Regions from separate parts of the Homo sapiens genome. Here region 2 is linked to region 1. A link is an interaction called in ENCODE POLR2A ChIA-PET data of the cell type or tissue named here. Cell type or tissue: PC-9. All regions are shown on one strand. Each heading gives the region's core, and the rest is flanking DNA. Links, peaks and the distances in the headings are about the cores only.

Region 1 (9,463 bases), core at 820-8,819:
ATAAACTGCATCCATTCGAAGGGAACAGAAGAGCTGGGAGAGAAGACTGAAGCTGGCAGTGAAGATCCCTGACAACACCAGAGGCCTCCCACTGTCTCTGACTGGGGTGCCCTAGGTCTGGATTAAGCCAGAAGGCCTCTCCAGAAGGCCAGCCCAATGGCCAGATATTGGACTTCACAGAGAAAACAGTGGGCCTGGGATGGCCTCCAGCCAAAAATCTGGAGACTTTCTCTGCTGCAAAAAGAGCCTCCCTAGGTCTGGACATCCTCTGGTGATTTACCCTCTCCCAAACCTGTACCTGTAAATTCTGCTTTTACCTCTACTCTACCCAGCAACCCAAACTCAAAGGAATATTCAGAGCATCTGATTCAGAGAGATTGCCAGTGCAGCCACCTCCTCCAGCATCTGCCCTAGAGTCCTGGCCCATTTCCATCTCTCCAGCACGTTTTCCCTCCAAGATATTCTTTTTGGAGAAGAGAAAGTTTGAGATATGGACCTTGCAGAGTTATTTAGTCGGGTGAGGGTGTTGCCAATGCTGACCTTACACAATTCAAGAGACCCTGGGGAAAGTTCTACATGTGGCCCCCTTCTTGTGGTTTATGTCTCTATCTCCAGAGAGATCTGACTTATTAGAAACAAATTCCTCATCAGCAAAACTGGGATATCACTGGTAGCAGGTATCCCTCACTAGAGGCCAGCATATATTTTCCAGGACTCACTGGAATAGAAGTAATTGCAAAGATTCTTAACCAGCCCCTTAGTTGGTCAGAGGAAATGCAGGGAGGTGGGATTTACTCAAAAAATTGGTTCTGCATCAACCTCAAGACCACCAGGCTGCTCTATGTGTCACGTTATTTCTTTTATCCTTTATTGTTTTAATTCTCACTTCTGAAAAAATAATCAGATAACGTATATGCAAATATTCCATAAAGCATAAAATATCCTCTCTCTTATCTACCTGCCTTTTCAGGTCCTGCCCCCAGAAACCTCCCACAAGCCTTGGAGCCTCCAGTCTCACATACAGACCTTGATCTGACCTTGGGATCCACATTGCAAAGCCAAACCCATTTTCACACACACACACACACACACACACACACACACACACACACACACACCAAAAAAACAGAAACCAGGGAACTTAACCATACCACTTGCTGCTCTCCAACATCTTTTCAAGCCCTGCCTGTCTTCTTACCTCTGTTGTCTTCTATAGCTAGTGGGAGGCAGCTTCTCTGGGGTACTCTGTCAGACTCTGTCAGCATGATGCCTTAACTAGGCAATTTCTTATGCTTCCTAGGCCTAGATAACATAGCCAGCAATCCTACCTGCTGGGCCAGGGTCAGGAAACAAACTGAAGACACTGTGGAAGGCTTTTCTGAGATCACCTAGAAGCCAGGGCAAAGAATCAACAGAGAAACCAGCTGACTCTAGTATTGACTGTGAGTAGCAGAAAGAACACCAAACTAAGAGCTCCAACTAGTTCTGCTAGTTAGCTTTGGTTAAATCCTGTCTCCCCTCTGGAGTCATCTACAAAGGGAGAAGATTATTCTGATCGTCGTTTTGTGAGTGCCACCAGAGGAACAGAGAACTCCCCGCTGCCGCCCCACCTTTTCTGATAGCCCCAGGATTTCAGGCCTGCCTCCTGCCTTCCTATGTGTGGACAGAAATAGGCTGTAGGGAGGGCTAAGGCTGGGAACACACCCTACAGAGTCTAATACCTGCTTTGCCTCACAAACCATGTTAAATTAGAAATAATGCATAATCAGGCTGTTTTATCCTACCCAGAAGCTAGCAGAAAGAATTTGGCAAAAGCTGTTAGGAGGTCATAGGAGAGAACCATGTTACCATTGTTCTCAGAGGCCTCAAGAGAAGGTGGTGTGTTCTAGAGTTAGTTGTAACTATGCAAATGTGGTAGGCAGATTTCTAAGCAGGCCCCCATGCCGTTAACCCTATGATGTCATTCCTATGATTATGCTATACTGCATGTCAAAAGGGATTTGCAGGTGTAATTAAGGTTACTAATCAGTTGACTTTGCAATAGGGAGATTGTCCAGATGGGTGTAACCTAACAAGCTATAGAGCTTTCTTTAGCTAGTGGCAGAAGGGGAAGTGAGAGATAAATAAAATATGAGAGGGATTTGATGAGAAAGAGGTTCTCTATTGGTAGCATGGAGGGAGTTATAGGGAATGACCTCAAGAGAGCAGTGTCCAGAAGCCAGGAGTGACCAAGAGTCAATAACCAGCAAAAATCAGGAATTGCAGTCCTTCAACCACAAGGAACTGAACTGAACTCTGCTAACAACTTGAATAAGCTTGGAAGTGGATTCTTCCCGGAGCCTCCAGACTATAACCTAGCTCAGCCAACACCTTGATTTCAGCCCTGTGAGACACTGAGCAAAGAACCCAGCATGAGCCCACCCAGACTACAGACATCTGAGATCATAATAAGTAGGTGTTGTTTTAGCCATGATGTTTGTGGTAATTGTTAGGCTCCCTAAGTGTGGCTGCACTATCGCCAGGCCATTATGAACTCTGTGACCAACATGTACACCTCCAGAAGTGAACTCTGTGACTAGCACGTATACCTCCAGATAGCTCCCTGGAACAAAGAGGCCCAAAGCAACAAAAGAATGACCGCAAAGAAGAAAAACAGCAAGTTCCTGTTCCAGCCGGTTAACCATCCCTCCAAATCTATAACGACCAACCCCCAGCTGTAACCTTCTGTAACTTTCCACTTGCTACCCCAGCCTATAAAACCCCCTCTTCCTCATTCCTCAATGCTGACTCTCTTTTCGGACTCAGCCGGCTCACACCCAAGTGAATAAACAAGCCTTGTTGCTCACACTTAGCCTGCTTGGGTTGTCTTCTCAATTAAACACGTGCTTAACAGTTATTTGTTACACAGAAATCAAAATGTTAATATAACAAGTAACTCTGACCCTTCTGCCATTCTGCCTTTGCTGGGCATCTTGAATCTGCAGCTGGTTCAAGGGCTGGTATCTCAAAAGAGGAAATCCAGTTGTGATGGTTAATCTTTTGTGTCAACTTGACTGGGCTAAGGGAAGCCCAGGTACCTGGTAAAACATTATTTCTAGGTGTGGCTGTGAGGGTGTTTCCAAAAGAGATTAGCATTTGAATCAATGTGCTTAGTAAAGAGATCATCCTCACCAATGTGGGTGGGCCTCATTCAATCCATTGCAGACTTGAATAGAACTAAAAGGAAGAGGAAGGGCAAATTTGTTGGCTGCTTGAGCTGGGATATTCATCTTTCTCCTGATCTTGGACATCAGAACTCCTGATTCTCAAGCCTTTGGGTTTGGACTGGAGGCACCAGCTTTCCTGGGCCTCCAGCTTGCAGATGGCATATCATGGAACTTCTCAGCCTCCAAATTCATGTGAGCCAATCCTTTATTATTTGTATAATTATGGTATATTCATTGTATTATATCTATCTAATCTCCTATTGGTTCTGTTTCTCTACAGAACTCTAATACACCAGTACAATGGAAAGATTCCTAAATTCAAAAGCCAGAAGGCTGGGTTCCTGTTCCCACCCTGCCTTTTACCTTCTGTGTGTTCCTGATGAAGACACTTCATGCTCCACTATTTACTTACCTCTGAAACGAAGGGCTGACCCAGATCAGTTGTTCTCTGACCTGCTTGGAGGGACTCAGAGGCTGTGGAGGTGAGTGGGAAACAGGCCAGGTTCCAGGCCCACACTTCAAAGAGACAAGGTCTGCTTTGGACTGTTTTACACACAGGGCTTCTGAGTTTTAGATTTCATTAGAAGTGTTTCTTCTGCCAAATGAAATTTGAAAACCACTGAGCTGGGTGATTATTAGGACCCATTCCAGCTGTCATATTCTTCCAGCATGAAGATCAAGTTCAGCAGTGCAGCAGCTGGAGCTGTGGAAAGAGGTGGTATGAGTTTGGGCTTGAGTTAGTGGACATGGTAGCCAAATCAGAGATCCCTCTCTCATTCAAGTCATCTGTTGCTACCTGTTTGCTCTGGAGGTCTGAACTTCTGGGAGATAAATGTTTAAACTGACAGACTTCAGTTCAAATAATGACTCCACATTCGTATCCTGATATTGGGTAAATAAATAAATCTCTTAAATTCCCAGAGCTGCAGGTTCTTAGCCTATAAAATGATGACATCACCTACTTTGCCCAGTTATTGTATATACTAGTTAACATGGTCTAAACTGTGCCAATTGGAAGACCCAAAATGCAATGCCTTGAGAAGAGTAAAAGGTTTTTTCTCTTTCATGTAAATAGTCTAGAACAGGCCAGGTGGTGGGCCTTCTACTCCAAGCATCCTTCAAGGAACCCAGGAGATGCTAGTTCTATTATTTTCAGCACGTTGCTCACAAGGTTACTGCAAGGTTTGTATTCCAGCCAAGCAGGAAGGTGGGGCGGAGGTGGGGTGGTATGGAGGAGCCTATGAGCCAAGTTTCATGGTCAGGTCTGAGAGTGGCTCACATCACTTCCACTCACATTCTGTTGGTGAGAGCTTAGCCATACAACCACACTGAGTTCCAAAAGAAGCCAGAAACTAGTCCCTGGCTGGATAATTCCCTCCCAGTTAAAATTCTATTGCTTTGGGTGCGCTGAAAAGTCTAGGGTGGTTTCCACCACATTACACATAGAAAAGTGCTTAACACCTAGGAGCCTCCGGCTCAGCATCTCCACATAGGCCCAGCTCTGCTGATTAAGTGTGTTTCCATGTGGGCATATGCGGAGGTGGCCAGCACTATTCCATATCCTCATTTCAGGATTTTTCACAGCTGCTTTCAATCTGCTTCTCCTAAATGACTCTCTTTGGCTACACCTCGTTTTCCTAGAGTGAATATTTCCATCAGCTGATGCCCTTCTCAGGCCTCAATCTCCCCTGGTTTGCAGACTGTGGCCCTCCTTGGCCTCTGTGGAATCTGGCCATTTGAATCCTGTCAGCCCTGTTCTCCATCACCAAAGGACTCCGGAGGAACTGTGCCAAGCAGGCTGTCAGCCACGGGCAAGCTTTCTGAAAAAGACGTGCCAACTGCAGCCACAGAAAGTCCATTCCCTTGAATAACTTTGCTAATATTTGAAAATTAGTTCCCTTGCTCCTGATCATGCTACTGGGTATTTGGATATAAGAGCAAGGATGAGGGCAATAGAAAATTAAAATCATGTTCTACTCATATAAACTGCACAGATATGGAAGGGTAGGTCCTATTACCTATAATCCTGGGATTTTTAGACTCTCACTTTCATTGGACCAGAGTTGCCTTAGGGACAGTAAAAACACAAAATGCTGGGTATTGTTTTCATCAAGCAACTACTGATAGTGCACATTTAAATCAAAATTCTTCTAATCCCAAACTCAGTAAACAGATGCTGTGAGCTTAGTTCTGCCCCTCTGGCTTCAGATTTTACCCCACTGGATGTGCCCAATTCTGAGATGACAAGACGCTTCCAGCTTCCACATGGTTGCAATTTGGCTGTGGAACTGGCATGAAAGCACGTCACTGTGTCAGCACCTGGGCCACCAGATGAATAACCTATGAACAACAGCTTTGGACTAAAATATGAAGGGGTTGTTTTCCTTCAATCTCCCCCTACCTTCCTCAGAACCTGCTACAAGGAAAGATTTATAGACTCGAAAGCGTCAATGACTGATTAGACCCATATGATTGCTCCTGCTGTTTCTGATATTTTAAAAAATTGTCTTATAAAGAGATAAAAATAAATAATCAATGGAAAAACTTTTGGCATGGGAGAGACATTTAGGGAAAGAAGTCATTTCAGCCTCCCCCAACACACACATGCACACACACATACAGCCTATATCACACAATGGAGGTGAGGACCCACTCAATCTAGGCTCAGGACTGGCTCCATGGGACAGATGGGTGGGACAAGTCATCCTGCTGCAGTCAGGTAGCAGAGAGCACCGAGGAGACTAAGATGACAGAGACAAAATAACTAGAGAAAAGATACAGGAGCTAGGGGGAGAGGGTTGAGGTTTGACGAAGCTCTCTCTTCCCAGTAGGGGAGAGTTGGAAGCCACAGATGTAGTTACAGCCCCTTGTTTTCCAGATGAGGAAACAGGTGCTGTGATGTTAAGAGCCCCCAGTAGTGGTCCATGTAGCCAGTGGCCTATGTCAGCTGGGCTCTTACTCTCATGGGAGAGGTGCCACCTTCAAATGTCTGAGATCCACTGACCTTCTTTGAACAATAGCAGCTGAAGTAAGAAAACACCATGAAAAGCCCATGCCTCTTTAGCGCCATTTTCATATTGATGTTCCGTCTTCCTCCATGCAGTCAAAGGGCAACATTTTCTCTGCAACTTCCCAATTTTGCCTGATGCAAATAAAATGTGCTGCTCTTGTCCTTCTCTCCTTTTCCCCTTAGTATTCTTGATTTTCCCCTAGATACTCAAGTAATGCCCAGGTCTCAGGAATGTATAATCTCTTGCTTATCTCTAGCAACAGATTTGGGAATGAGGAATCGTTCCCTGGAAGAGTCAGAGCGCTCGTAGACACATTCTGCTGGATTGCACGAGCTCCTCCCCTGGGAAATCCACTAAGACTAGAGGAAAGAATTGCTTGGAGGATTCAGAGGCTGAAGAGTGGACAGACGGCTTTAATTGAGAAAAAGAAGCAGAAAATTGAGGAAGATGTGAGGCATCAATGCCAGCAGACGACATGTGACAGGTGCTAGCCACATGGATCACACTAAATTTCTGTCATTTATATAGATAAAAAAGAATTTCCAAAGAGCTCCTCCATAATTCAGCATTAACCAGCTTTAAATCATCACCTTTCTTTACCTTTTCAAAGCACTTTTATCTAGCTAGCTTTCACTTTCAGAGTGGCCAATTCAGGTGAGGATTCTCAATCCTGTTCTGCAGCTGAGGAACTCATGCTCAAAAGGGCTAAGAGTTTATTCTCTTACATCCAAACACCTTGCTTTTCCAAATCTTGTGCTCACTTTACCTACACATTTTGATTTTTCCAGGCTGATGACAAGTTAGACATGCAGACTCCTCAGGCTCATTCATAATCTGTATAGACATTACAGGTCATGCAAATTTAAGAAAAGGCTAAAAGGTGCCCGTTTGCACCCAACATGTTGGATAATGCCCCGGTAAAGTGGAAAATCAGTTTCCACAGCCTCGCTCTGTAGGTTTCCTTGGAATTGTAAAAGCATAGGACTCTGCCTCATATTTATTTCTATACGGCAATGAGGATATAAAGGAGCAGACCGAAAAGAGAAAGGAATTTTAAAAGCCATGGAAAGCTGCCCTAAATGTGGTTGGATATAGAGAGGAGAGTGCTGAAGGCAAACAGCTGTGCCCTCTTTGCCTTTTTGCTGAGGAAGGGGATTTAAGCCAAAAGAACACACGTAAACGTGGATTTCTTAAAGTTCTCACTGTAATTATGTAGCCTTGGGAGATGAGGAATTGTAAAGTAGATGCTGGCTTAAACAAATGATAAATCCTTGAGGTGATGGGCACCCCATTTTCCCTGATGTGATTATTACACATAGCATTCCTGTATCAAAATATCCCATGTAACCCATAAATATATATACCTACCAGTATATTTCTGTGGCTAATCTGAAAGCCACCTGCACCCTTGTGAAGACACCCACAGAGACTTCTGCCTCCCCTCCTACCCTCTGGCCTCAAGAGCTCCCTGGGCTCTCCTGTTGCAGGAGGGAGAGGGAGAGCTTCTTTAGGTTCCTGGTAAGGATCTCTGAAGACAATTCCTTAGGCTTGGATAATTCCCAGACATTTGCTAAAAAGCAGCATCCTCCAAAGCTTTAATTTGGATCACAGGAAAATGATGCTCCCGCCTCAGATTCAAACACAGTTTTATCTCACACTGCAAGCTCCCTGGCATGGGCAAAGTCCTCGATGCCTTTCCTGGTGGTTTCCAACATCAAGGACATACTTGTTCCTCCTCCTAGCTCTCTCCCTCAGCCAAGTCCTTCCTTACAATGAATTGTCCTGCAGAACTCCCTCTTAAGCTTGGCTTCTGGGACAGAAAACCTACTTTCTGAAAGGGTATGGGGACTGTCAGAGCATGAACTGGACTCAAGCTCCCAATTACAGAGCAGACACAAGGCTCTGCCTGCACCAGGCCATCCCTGGATTTCTGCAGCTCCAGGACTCTCTTCCAGCATCTAGATGCAGCTACTCTCATTCCAGCTTTGTGTCCTGTTTGATGCAAAATCTTTATTCCTTCCTGTTTCAATCCCTGTTGCATATTCTGTGTGACAAAGCAAGAAGCTGGAAATCGAGTTCTGAGCTTTATACCCAGCTCTGCCACAAATGTGCCATGACCTTGAATAAGTCACATGACTTATCTGGACCTGGATTCTCTCATCTGTAAAAGAGGAAGCTGAGCTATACTACTTTTAAAATGTCTCCAGCTTTAATTTTATTAGAATATCAGCTGCTTCCTCCTCTGGTTTCTCATGGCAGGTTGTGCATTCTTCTCTGGAGACACCAAATTTCATTGGAGTATCTCTCCTTACAAATGTATTTCCCCACTAGATTGGCCCCTCAAGAACAAGGATTGTATTTTAGTTACCTCTGTTATCTCTGTACCTGGGGAGGAGTGAGAAAAGGAGAGCAGGAAAGGCAATGGTATAGTACCAACATTTGTTGAGCTTCTATTATGAGGAATTGTCTATGCTACACATTGTACATAAAGTATGTATGATTCACAGTATAAACATTATAATCTGGAATCAACCTAAATGTTCATTAGCAGATGAATGGATAAAGAAAATGTGGTATATAGACGCAACACAATACTATACAGCCATAAAAAAAAAAAAGAATGAAATCTTGTCATTCATGGCAGCATGGATGAGCCTGGAGGACATTACGTTAAGTGAAAAAAGTCAGGAACGGAAACACAAATGCCACATGTCCTCTTTCATATATGGGAAAATTTAAAAAGTTACTCTCATAGAAGTAGAGAGTAAAATAGAGGCTACTAGAGGCTGGGAAGGGTAGAGGGGCAAGGGTCATAGGGAAAAGAGAGTTAACGGATACAAATTACAGCTAGAAAGATGGGAAGAGTGAATTCCAGTGTTCTAAAGCAGGGTAGGTGACTACAGTTAATGATTATTTATTGTCTACTTATTGTATATTATTGTATATTTTCAAATATTGTATATTTTCAAAGAGGATTCTGAATGTTCCCAACACAACAAAATAATAAATATTTGAGGTGATGGATATGCTAAGGACCTTGATTTGATCATTACACATTGAATACATGTATTAAAATATCACTCTGTACCCCATAGATATGCTCAATTATTTTGTGTCAATTAAAATGATAAAAAAATTATAATCTCATATCTGCTGATGAAGCAACTGGGAAATTAATTTAGCCAGGTCACACAGCTGGATCAGAAATAAAATCCAGGTTTGCCTGGCTTTGCCTACTGTCCCAAG
Region 2 (9,463 bases), core at 1,034-9,033, 100 kb after region 1:
CCTTCTATGGAGCCACTGCAGCCTACTCATGGCTCTCTCCAACTGCTGTGGCATCTGTCACTTTTATGTCTTTGTTCAAGCTTTTCTCTGTCACTGGCCTGCCTTCCTCCTTCTTGCAGAAGTCCTACCCATTCTTCAAGATCCAACTCAAATCCCACTTATTTCACCAAACTGATCAGATCTCTCTCCCCCCCCCATAGTATCTTATCCCTTTAGAACTTATTATAAAAGATCCAAGCATGACTTGTATTATAAGCACATGCATAGGAATGTCTATATGTGTGCTTGTGTCTGTCTCTAAGGAAAGAAGAAAGGAAGGAAGGGAAGAAGGGATGAAAGGGAGAGGCAGATGGAGAAAGAGGAAGGAAAAGTGGAGGCGCATCGTGGGCCCCTGGTGTTTCACCTCAATGGTTTGAGTAAAAGGGCTCAACAGTGTTGCCCAGGAGTGGCAAGCGTCTCGGAGCCACAGCTTCTCCCGGGCGCACCTGCGGGTCTCAGGGCTGACAAGCCCTTTCCCCTCCCCTCTGTTCCCGCTCCCCCTTTCTTCCCCTAGTGCCTCCATCTTAGTTGCCCAGTAATTGCATCAAATCTGAAGAAGCAGATCCGTCTCTAAAAAGGGCAGTGGGAGGGAATTGCGCTGCTCTTTTCAGAGATGAGAATTGAGAGAAATAGGGCAGAGAGATGAAAATGTAATGTTGAAAAATTCATGCTAGAGGAAGCACGTGCTGGCCCTCCCCTGCTCTGCCTCCCATCTGATAAGCTTCTGGCAGAGGCCTGGCTTTCCAGGCACATGAGAAGACCATGGGAGGTTTGGCCAAATCTGTCTGAGGGTGACCTGAGAACTGGCAGGGGTCTGGGGAGTGCCCACGCGTGTGCAGGGACAGAGCTGCCACTTGGCTTCTAGGGGCCTGTGTTGTCGAGGGGCTGGGGTCAGTAAGAGGGCAGGGGAGGGAGAGGAGGTGTCCTCCCGATCTACATCAAGAGCTGCCCCTCTACGCCACCTCCCGCCACTCCTGATGAATTCAGGCCTGGCAGGCACTGCTGTCCACAGACTCACAGGTCCCGTATGTTTAGGAATCCTGGGAGGCAAGGCTCGACCCTGGGCCAGGCGAGCAGCTGGCCTCGCTGCACTTCGTTGAGCACTGTGTGCTCTGAGCCTAGGGCGGGAGAGTTGAGGTGGCCCGGCTCTAGTGGCCCGAAAAGGCCCGGTCTCATTCCCAGCCCTAGTCTCTGACTCCCCTCGGAAAGCACTGCAGAGGCTGCGGCCTGATTAATGCTGCGCGCTAATATGTACAGGAGACCGGCTTGCGATTCCCGGCCAGCGGCCCCTGCTCCCCTGCACAGAGGCGGCGCCAGCTGCTCGACTGCGACCCCTGGCGGCCGCTGGAGGCACTCTCTGCGGAGCTTCAAAATCGAATGGGCCGCTGGACACGAAGTCGAGGGAGTATTAAAAAAAAACAACAAAAAACGGGGTAAGAGCTATGCACCCCCAGATGGTGCAGGGTGGGAGGTGGAGAATGAAGGGGAAGCCAATTTTGCTTTCTTATAATATAAACAGGAAGGAAGGGAACAATCTGTTGGGGATGGTGGGGGCTGATGCAGGGTAATGGGAGGGGGAAGGTGGAAATGTGAAAATCTGTTTATAGTTGGAATGGAATATGTTTAATATGATGCTTACACAAAATAAGACTTATAAGTTTTTCTCTGTTCTGAACCGTTTCCCTCATCTTCATTTTAAGTAGCAAAAGAACTCTGACCTGTTTTTTCTCTTTCATATTCCCAAAGCAGGCTGTGTTTTCAAAGAGGCATTCATTCAAAGAAATAAAACATACTTTGGCTTCCTCCAGTGCCTTCAGTGAGCCTAAGTCCAAACAGTCAATATAATACCAGAGTTGACAGCCTGGACATTGGAGAGGGACAGTGTAAATTCAATACGTATCTATACGCTAACTATGTGACCTTGAGCAATTTGCTCAACCTCGCTGAACCTTCTTTTCCTTATTCAAAAAACAAAATATAAGCAAAACGCACTGCTAAGATTGTGGTGATAAGGAGAATCCTGCCTCATCTCTACTTCCAGGACAAAGAAGCCGTCTATTGTGGTTCTGCGTTCCCTTCCCTGGCAGGACCCCTTTGTGTTGTGACTGTGACAGACTCAGTTCATTAATAGTCAAGTGCCTATGAGTAGCAAGGGGATGAGTCCTCTGGGACTTTCCCTGACTCCTTCCCTTTCTTTCTCATCAGTTCACACAGCCCTCTAGCCCGTGTCTGCCATGCAAGACAACCAGGCATCACCCACAAAATGTTGCGTATGGTGTATGTGTGTTTAGTGTACAAGGGGTTTCTTGGCACAGAGCTGATCTTAGCTGAGGGTGGAGTCTGATGGCTTCAGCCAATTCTTAAAGGCTAGAGATCAGTGTCCTTCTCCTTGGTGTCAACATTGCAAATATGCAATTCTTTGATATGCGGCCTGCTAGTGGCTCCGGCTATGAAGAGGTTCTCCAAGTGGCTTCTCCCACTAGTGTAGTGGGAGAGGAGCAACATACACACAGGAAAAACTGAATAAGAAGTCATGATTCTAGACACCAATGTGTAAAGAAAGGGCCAGCTGAGGGGCTCACGGAGCACTATCAGCGATCAGAGGATAGGAAAACTCCCTCAGACAGAAGTTGAGGGCTCACCTGAGCCCCAAGAGCTACAGAAAGTGGTCCTGGTGCTGTGATGAAGTGGGCAAGCTCTTCCCTCTAATTCAGGGTGGAACACTGGAAGGGCATATCACAAGGTGTATCATCCATAAGGAGGAAGGAGAACATATGCAACACATCTGAATCTTCAAAGGTAATAGGCTCTTGAAGATGCCGGGCTGTCTTTAGCCCCAGATCTTGGGGCTTATTGCAGGGCATGACTCTTATCTAAAGGCTTCACCACGGAACCTCTGACTACTCAGTGACCTTCTTCTGGAGGACAAAACTGATTTGCAATTAAGTTCCTAGGGATGAGCAAGAGGAGAGAAGTCAGGGACCTGGTTATTCACAATTTTTTTGTCCATTTATTCATCAAGTCACTCACATAATCATCTATCCATCCATGTATCCATTCCATCTTTCATTCACTCACTATGTATTTTATATAGCAATTGTTATGTGCCCAGCCCAGTGTCCTGCGTTATGAGAAGTACAATTGTGTATCTCCTTTCCTTCTACCCTAAGGAAGATTCTACAATCCTCTACTCAGTGTTGAAGATTCTCCTCTTCTGTCCCACCCCATCTGGGGGAGCAGATGTCCTATGACATTCACACAGTTCATTCCGCCGCAGAAGCAGTGCCCTAACAGCGCTGATCCCACTGCTCTCAGCGAACCCTCTCATACTGGATCTAACTGTTTAGACATGACAGATCCACCCACCCACTTCCCAAAAGGACAAAGAAGATAGGACTCAGTGTGCTGGCCCCTTAGAATCAAATACCAGTATGTCAAGCTCTGCCTCATGTTTGCCTCTGACAACTGACCTGTGAGCTGGTTCCAGTCTCCACCTCACATGGGCCCCCTCCCTAGGTGTTCACCTAGAACCGTTCCAGTCGCCTTTTTTCCTCGCCTGCTGCCTCACTCCCACCCACTGCCTTTGTGGGATTTGTGACAATCTATGCTCTTTAAAATATTTTCTGGAGTGTATTTGTGTGTCTTTAGTGGTGGTGGAATGCTGTATAATTATCTCCCGATTCATCAGGCTCCTTAACAGGCAAATGCCTTTCTTTCCAATAAGTTTCTCTGGCTGAGGCACCAATAGGCCTTGTTGCTACGGAAACCAGAACGTTTCTTTCTCTATTTTAATGGTATGTTGAAAGTGCGGCGTGCATGTGCATGCACACATATGGTGGCTGCTGGTCTTTTCAGCTCTTTTTTCCTTCCCTACCTCTGCTGACCTGTCTGGCATTTTCCCGACCTCACATGTTTCAGGACGTCCCTCTCATCCACAGCCCTTTCTTGCCCCCTTCCTGCCTTTCACTGTGCCTCCACCTCCCCCTACCCTTCCATCTGGTGTTCTCAGCTGTTTAAAAAAATACCAGTTGGCTTTGCATGAAATCTAAGAGAGAGAGGCAAATAAAAGGTTATTGTGGAAACAAAGCACTGCAAAAGGCTTTGACCAGCCAGGTGTTTCCTGCTGGAAGGCTAGTGGCCTCACTTGGCCATCTTCCTAGCACATGGGGCTGCTTCGGAGAAGGAGGAGAGGGGATGGAGAGAGAGCAGCTCGGTGCAAGAGTAAAGAGAGAGCATATCCCCGCAGCACCATCTGCTGCTGCTGCTCCTGGGCACAGAGGAACTTCTCTCCACCCAAGTCCCTGGGTTTGGTTCAAGGACTATTGGAGGAGGGGAGGGCTCTGTTGAAATTTATTTGTTTATTCAGTTAGTCAACAAACACTCACTGAACACTTAGCATATACCAGGCACTGTTCTAGGCACTGGGAATATGCTGAGGGTTCCTGTCCTCGAGAAGCAAGCCTTGCTCACAGACAGTTGCCAAGGCGGCATGATAAGTGGTGAGGGGCACAGTGACATTTGGGCTCTGGAATGAGACAAGCTTAAGTTTGAGCCCCAGGCCACCATTTTTTAGCTGTGACCTTGGGTAAATGACTAAACCTCTAGAAAGCTCAGTTTCCTTATCCCTAAATGTAGCTTTATAATAAAGTTGTTTCAGAAGATAATAAAATAATGAGTCTTTATTAGCATAATCAATAAACGTCGGTTGCCAATGTTGTCTCTTTCATTATTATTACCATTATCAGGGTCTTAAGGGGCTCATGGTAACATGCAAGGTGCCCACAGACATAGGCAAGGCAACACCAAGAAGGGTTTGACCAGACATTTTCTGAGTAGGAAAGTATGAAGAGCATTCTAGTCAGAGGGCACAGCATGTGCAAAGACCTACAGCGTAGACAAGGGAGTGCGTATGTGGCTGGGGTGTCCTGTGTGCATGTCTGGGAGTGGGGGCACAGTGGACTCTGGCTAGGCTGTGAGGACACTGACGGCTAGTGGGTAGGGATTGAAACGGACCCTCCAGTTATGGAAGTACACAGGAGGTTTTTAGATTTAAGAGAAGCACAGGCAGATGCACTCTTTAGAGAGAAGAGTTTTTCCTCGTGACACACAAGATGCCAAAATTAAGGGGCTCCTGAACCCCCGCTGGCTTTAAGAGTCAGTGGTGCCAGGGGATCCTGGCCAGCTGCACGTAGCAAGTGATCTCTTGCTCCACTTTGCCCCATCCTCCCGGTGCATTCCAGGCCACACACAGCTGGGAGAAAGGATATCAGATTCAGGGCACTCGAGTAGTACCTACTCAAACTAGGCACTAATGCAACACTAGAGGTAGAAGACCCTGAAGTCTCTTCCAGCTCTCGATAGCATGACTATAATTTGAGGAATATAAAGGAGTGGTTGGTTGGCACTGATGGTGGAGTGGCTGGCAAGGAAAAAAAATATTGTGTGTGTGCAAAGTGATGTGACAACTGGAGGGGGAGCAGAGATGCTGGAGCAGACGTGTGAAGTAGAGAGACCAGGCACGGCTGGGCGACAGAGCCGGAGCTGGAGGGAAGAGGAGTGAGCGATAGTGCAGAGGCTCTGGGGCTTGCAGGCTAATTCTGTTGTGCTTGGAAGTCGGGAAAATCAGCAAGTCAAGAGTACGACTGGGTGCTCCGGGTTTGGCCTTATTAAAAAGGAAACAGCAGAACAGCAAGAGCCGCTTTGGATCACGTGGTACATCCACCCTCTGCTCTCAACACTGAGCAAGCATTCTTGAACGTTACAATCTAAAAGTATCCCAAATTTTTATTTTACCTAGTGTTTAAAATAAGACAACGGTATCTCTAAAAACAAGTAGAAAGGAAATCAGAGCTGACCAAAGGTAATAACGTAGTGAGCCTAACGCATGCCTGCAGTTTCCCATCTCCTATCCACAGCCACTTTCCCGTAACAGGGGTCTTTCCAGATTACAGTGAGCACTTACATGTTGGCTATGTTGGCGTGCTTGTTTTCTCTTAAGAACTCACGGGGAAGGAGATTCCTGCCCTCCCAATTGATTGATTTGTATTCTGCATTTTTCAAAATGATTAGAATGGATTACTTATGTAATTAGAAAAAAACACATTTATACACATTTTTAAATAAATTTAATGAAGCTTTAAAATATATATGTAAAATATTTTTTAAGTAAGAAAAAGTTAGAAAGGAATGGGGAGAAACATAAGTATTCTGGGCAAGGCAATTTCTTCATTTATATCATCCTGCCTGGACCTCACAACACCCTTGTGAGATAAAGATTCTTATGCCCTTTTACACATGAGGAAATTGAAGTTAAAGTCAGTTGAGAAATTTACCAAAGGTCAGACATCTAATCAGTAATGGGGCCCATAGTCCTGTCCGTGTGTGCCTGACTTCAAAGCTGCATATCCACCATTTACCCTAACGAACACAAGGAGAGGACCGTTCTTTGATCAGTAACGACGTGGACCTGTGACACAAATTCACTTAACGCTTTTATCTCTGGGTCCAGAACCTGGTTGGTTACCCAGTGGCTTTACCCTGTCCCCTCATTCTCCAAACTTTCCTAGGCTCCAAAATTACTTCTCTCTCTTTTCCTCCTCATCTGAATTCCAGTTCTGTCTACTTACAGCTCTGAATCCCAGTGGTTAAAAAGTAAGCAAACTCATTTAATTGGCACAAGAATGAGAGAATCTGTCGGGTGTATTTTTATTCTACCAGCCGTGTTTGCTTCATCAAAACTGATAGAACCAAATGACTGTGATTGATGAAGCCAAAGACAGCGAGACAAAACAAAATAATTACATTTCAGGTATGGGAAAGGGAGAGAATTTTGGATCCAGTGAGGTTTTTTAAAACAGCTTTATTGAGGTGTAATTGACACACAGTAAACCACCTATATTTAAAATGTGCAATGTGATAGGTTTTGGCATATGTAGACATCCATGAACCATCATTACACTCAAGATAATAATAAACTTACCTGTCATCCTCAGAAAGTAACTCTTGTAGGACAAGTAAGTTTTTGAAATTCCTCAAATTGGGCAAGTTTGTAAGCAATGTGACTTTGTGGATAAGGGTGGCTCCCATAACCATAGTGGGGCTCAATGACATTTTTGTGTACTAAATGCCGCACTAAAACCAAGTGATTTTTGAAACTTGTTCATAATGCTGAAAATAATTCTGGGAAAAAAAGACAGGCTGCAGACCTATTTGCAAACAAAAATCATGTGAGGATGTTAATCTCCAGAAAATCTGATAGCATATTCTACACAAGTCCTGATCAGGAAGATATGTTCGCAATTAAAATGGTGAAAATATACATTGGAAAATTCCAGCAGAAGTGACTTCTCCATCCAGGCCCATGAACCACACCAGCAGAGATCACAGCTCACATCCAATGGGGCCAGAAGGGCAAAGCCAAGGAGACTTGTCATTTCGGACAATTGCAAAGAGACAAAATGTGGCATTGGGATTGGGAAAGTTAAATTAAAGATTGGAGAAGGACCTCTTGCTAGGTCTTTCTTTATTTTGGTGTCCTTAATGCCTATATTTCCTAGTACACAGGCCTGGAAGTAAAATGTTGAATAATCAGTGGGGATATCTATTTGAAGTGAAATGCTCTCAGGTTTCTCATATGAATGGGAGTTCTTAATGCAGCTACCCATAGAAACTCCACCACTCTAGAGGTGAGCAGACAAGAGGCTGCATAGGAGGAAGGCTCTCACGAGGATCTCCTGGCATTCTGAGGACTCCATGCATGGATTGCCCACTGCATACTAGACAGTGTGTGAGATTATGCTTTGTTGGCAGAAATAGCTGAGCACATAGGCAGGAGATAGAGGCTACGAAGGAGAAGAATGCATAGCACAACAGCACCTAGGCAGAGTACCTGACCCTGGCCTGAGGAGTCAAGGAGGCTCTGCAGAGGCCATGACCTCCAAGCCCCTGCACAGCTTCATGAGGCAGTGCTATTTCCGGCTTGGTTGTTATGTATTTCGTACAACACCAAGCTCAATCCACTTAGCTTCCTCATCCATAATAACGGCCCACTTCAGGAACTAATAACTAATCTTGGAAAAATCAATCTTATCCTGGAGTGAAATACAACCTTAAATATATGCCTGTGGAATAACAACATGGGACATGAGCGTGCAAGCCACCGCTGAGCCTAAAGATTAACGGAGAGCTAAGGCTGTCTGGGTAAAATATTTCTGCGTTGAGTTCTTGTTTTTATCAAAGCACGGATAAAGTCTATCTTAACACACACTCAGCTTTCAGAGAGTGCTTTGTGGAGAAGAGACAGAGAGAAAGGGGTAAAAAGAGAAGACAAAAAGATGGAGATATTAGGATGGAAATCAGAGAGAGAGAATACAGAATTAAAATGGTGAGTAGAATACAGAGGAGAAGGAGAGCTTGAGAGAGGAAAGGGCAGATTGGAGGATGAAGATGAGAGGGAGAGACCAGAAAAGGCTGAAAACTGGAGAATGAAAAAGCTGATGGAGAAGTAAAGAAACAATGAACATAAGAGGGAGGGATCTATATTCATGAATACACTTTAGGGGGGAAAACAAGAAAAACAGCAAAAGAATTGGAGGTGTGAGTGAGCAAATGATGGAGAAATCAGTACCCAAGAGAGCCATCTACTGCCTCCAGAGAGAAGCGTAAAGCACTGGGGAAAAGGGAGGACTCGCGGAGGCAGGATCACATCGGGGCAACACAGAGCCAGTGCCCACTCTCCCATTTAAAACTCTGGGCAAATTAAAGACAGCCACTTGTGTCACAAGAGCCTCAGTGGACCATGCTCCTGAAGACATCTCTCTCTGTCCTTCACCAATTCCCAGCATGTCCTCTGGTACTTAAGACCAGATGGCCAAAAAAGAACAGGGACTTTGAGAAGGCTTCAGGGGCTGGCCCTCTGACACTGCAGTGAAATCTCTGCCCAGCAGCTTTTGTTCCGTAAGCCCCTACCAATCTCTGAAACAAGTGCCTAATGAAGACCTTTCAAGTGTCCCCATGGTAGGAGGACTAACTGGCTTTGTCATCAACTATCCTCCAGGTACTTAAATCTTGAGATAGCAAATGTTCCCTTTTAAGAATCTATTTAGCTTTTTTTCATTTATTATTTCCTTGGCCTATTTTCTTTTCAGTAGAAATCATGAAAGGTATTCCCTGAATGATGAGGTTTATTCAAGAATGCTTGTGCGGATGTGGACATCCTGCTCCCCATAGTGGAGAACTGGTATCCCTAAGTCACCAGTTCAGACACGAGACTAATAGCAAGAGGAGAGCCATATGGCAGTGTTTGAATGGAAGCTAATATGACCACTGCAATTAAATCGAGAACACTAACAGAATTAACCAAATTCACCAGCTATAATGATGTCATTGTTGATCACATCCAAGGGACTCAAGAGAAAGCTCAAGG

What was found. ChIA-PET counts read pairs that join two places held together with the same protein. Peaks named below come from ENCODE experiments on the same cell type or tissue, not always from the same donor. Only the 100,000 strongest peaks of a DNase experiment are listed, where the experiment ranks them.
Region 2: POLR2A ChIA-PET joins it to region 1 with 7 read pairs; 3 of 35 experiments call an interaction of 5 or more read pairs at or near these places.

What each region holds. Positions count from the first base shown.
Region 1 is chr12:13,370,449-13,379,911 of GRCh38, reverse strand. It overlaps LINC01559 (long intergenic non-protein coding RNA 1559), which reads left to right and starts at 3,167. Exons shown (of 3, transcript NR_036555.1): 1 at 3,167-3,398; 2 at 3,487-3,688; 3 at 6,474-9,241. RefSeq lists an enhancer at 3,365-4,564. In PC-9, for the core only: no CTCF peak of the experiment used is centred there; a DNase peak (open chromatin) is centred at 2,741; H3K4me3 peaks cover 808 bases; H3K27ac peaks cover 3,903 bases.
Region 2 is chr12:13,270,257-13,279,719 of GRCh38, reverse strand. No RefSeq gene overlaps it. Among named protein-coding and RNA genes, the nearest start is that of EMP1, 78 kb to the right of the region's middle. In PC-9, for the core only: CTCF peaks have their summits at 1,193 and 1,395 (motif pointing left); no DNase peak of the experiment used is centred there.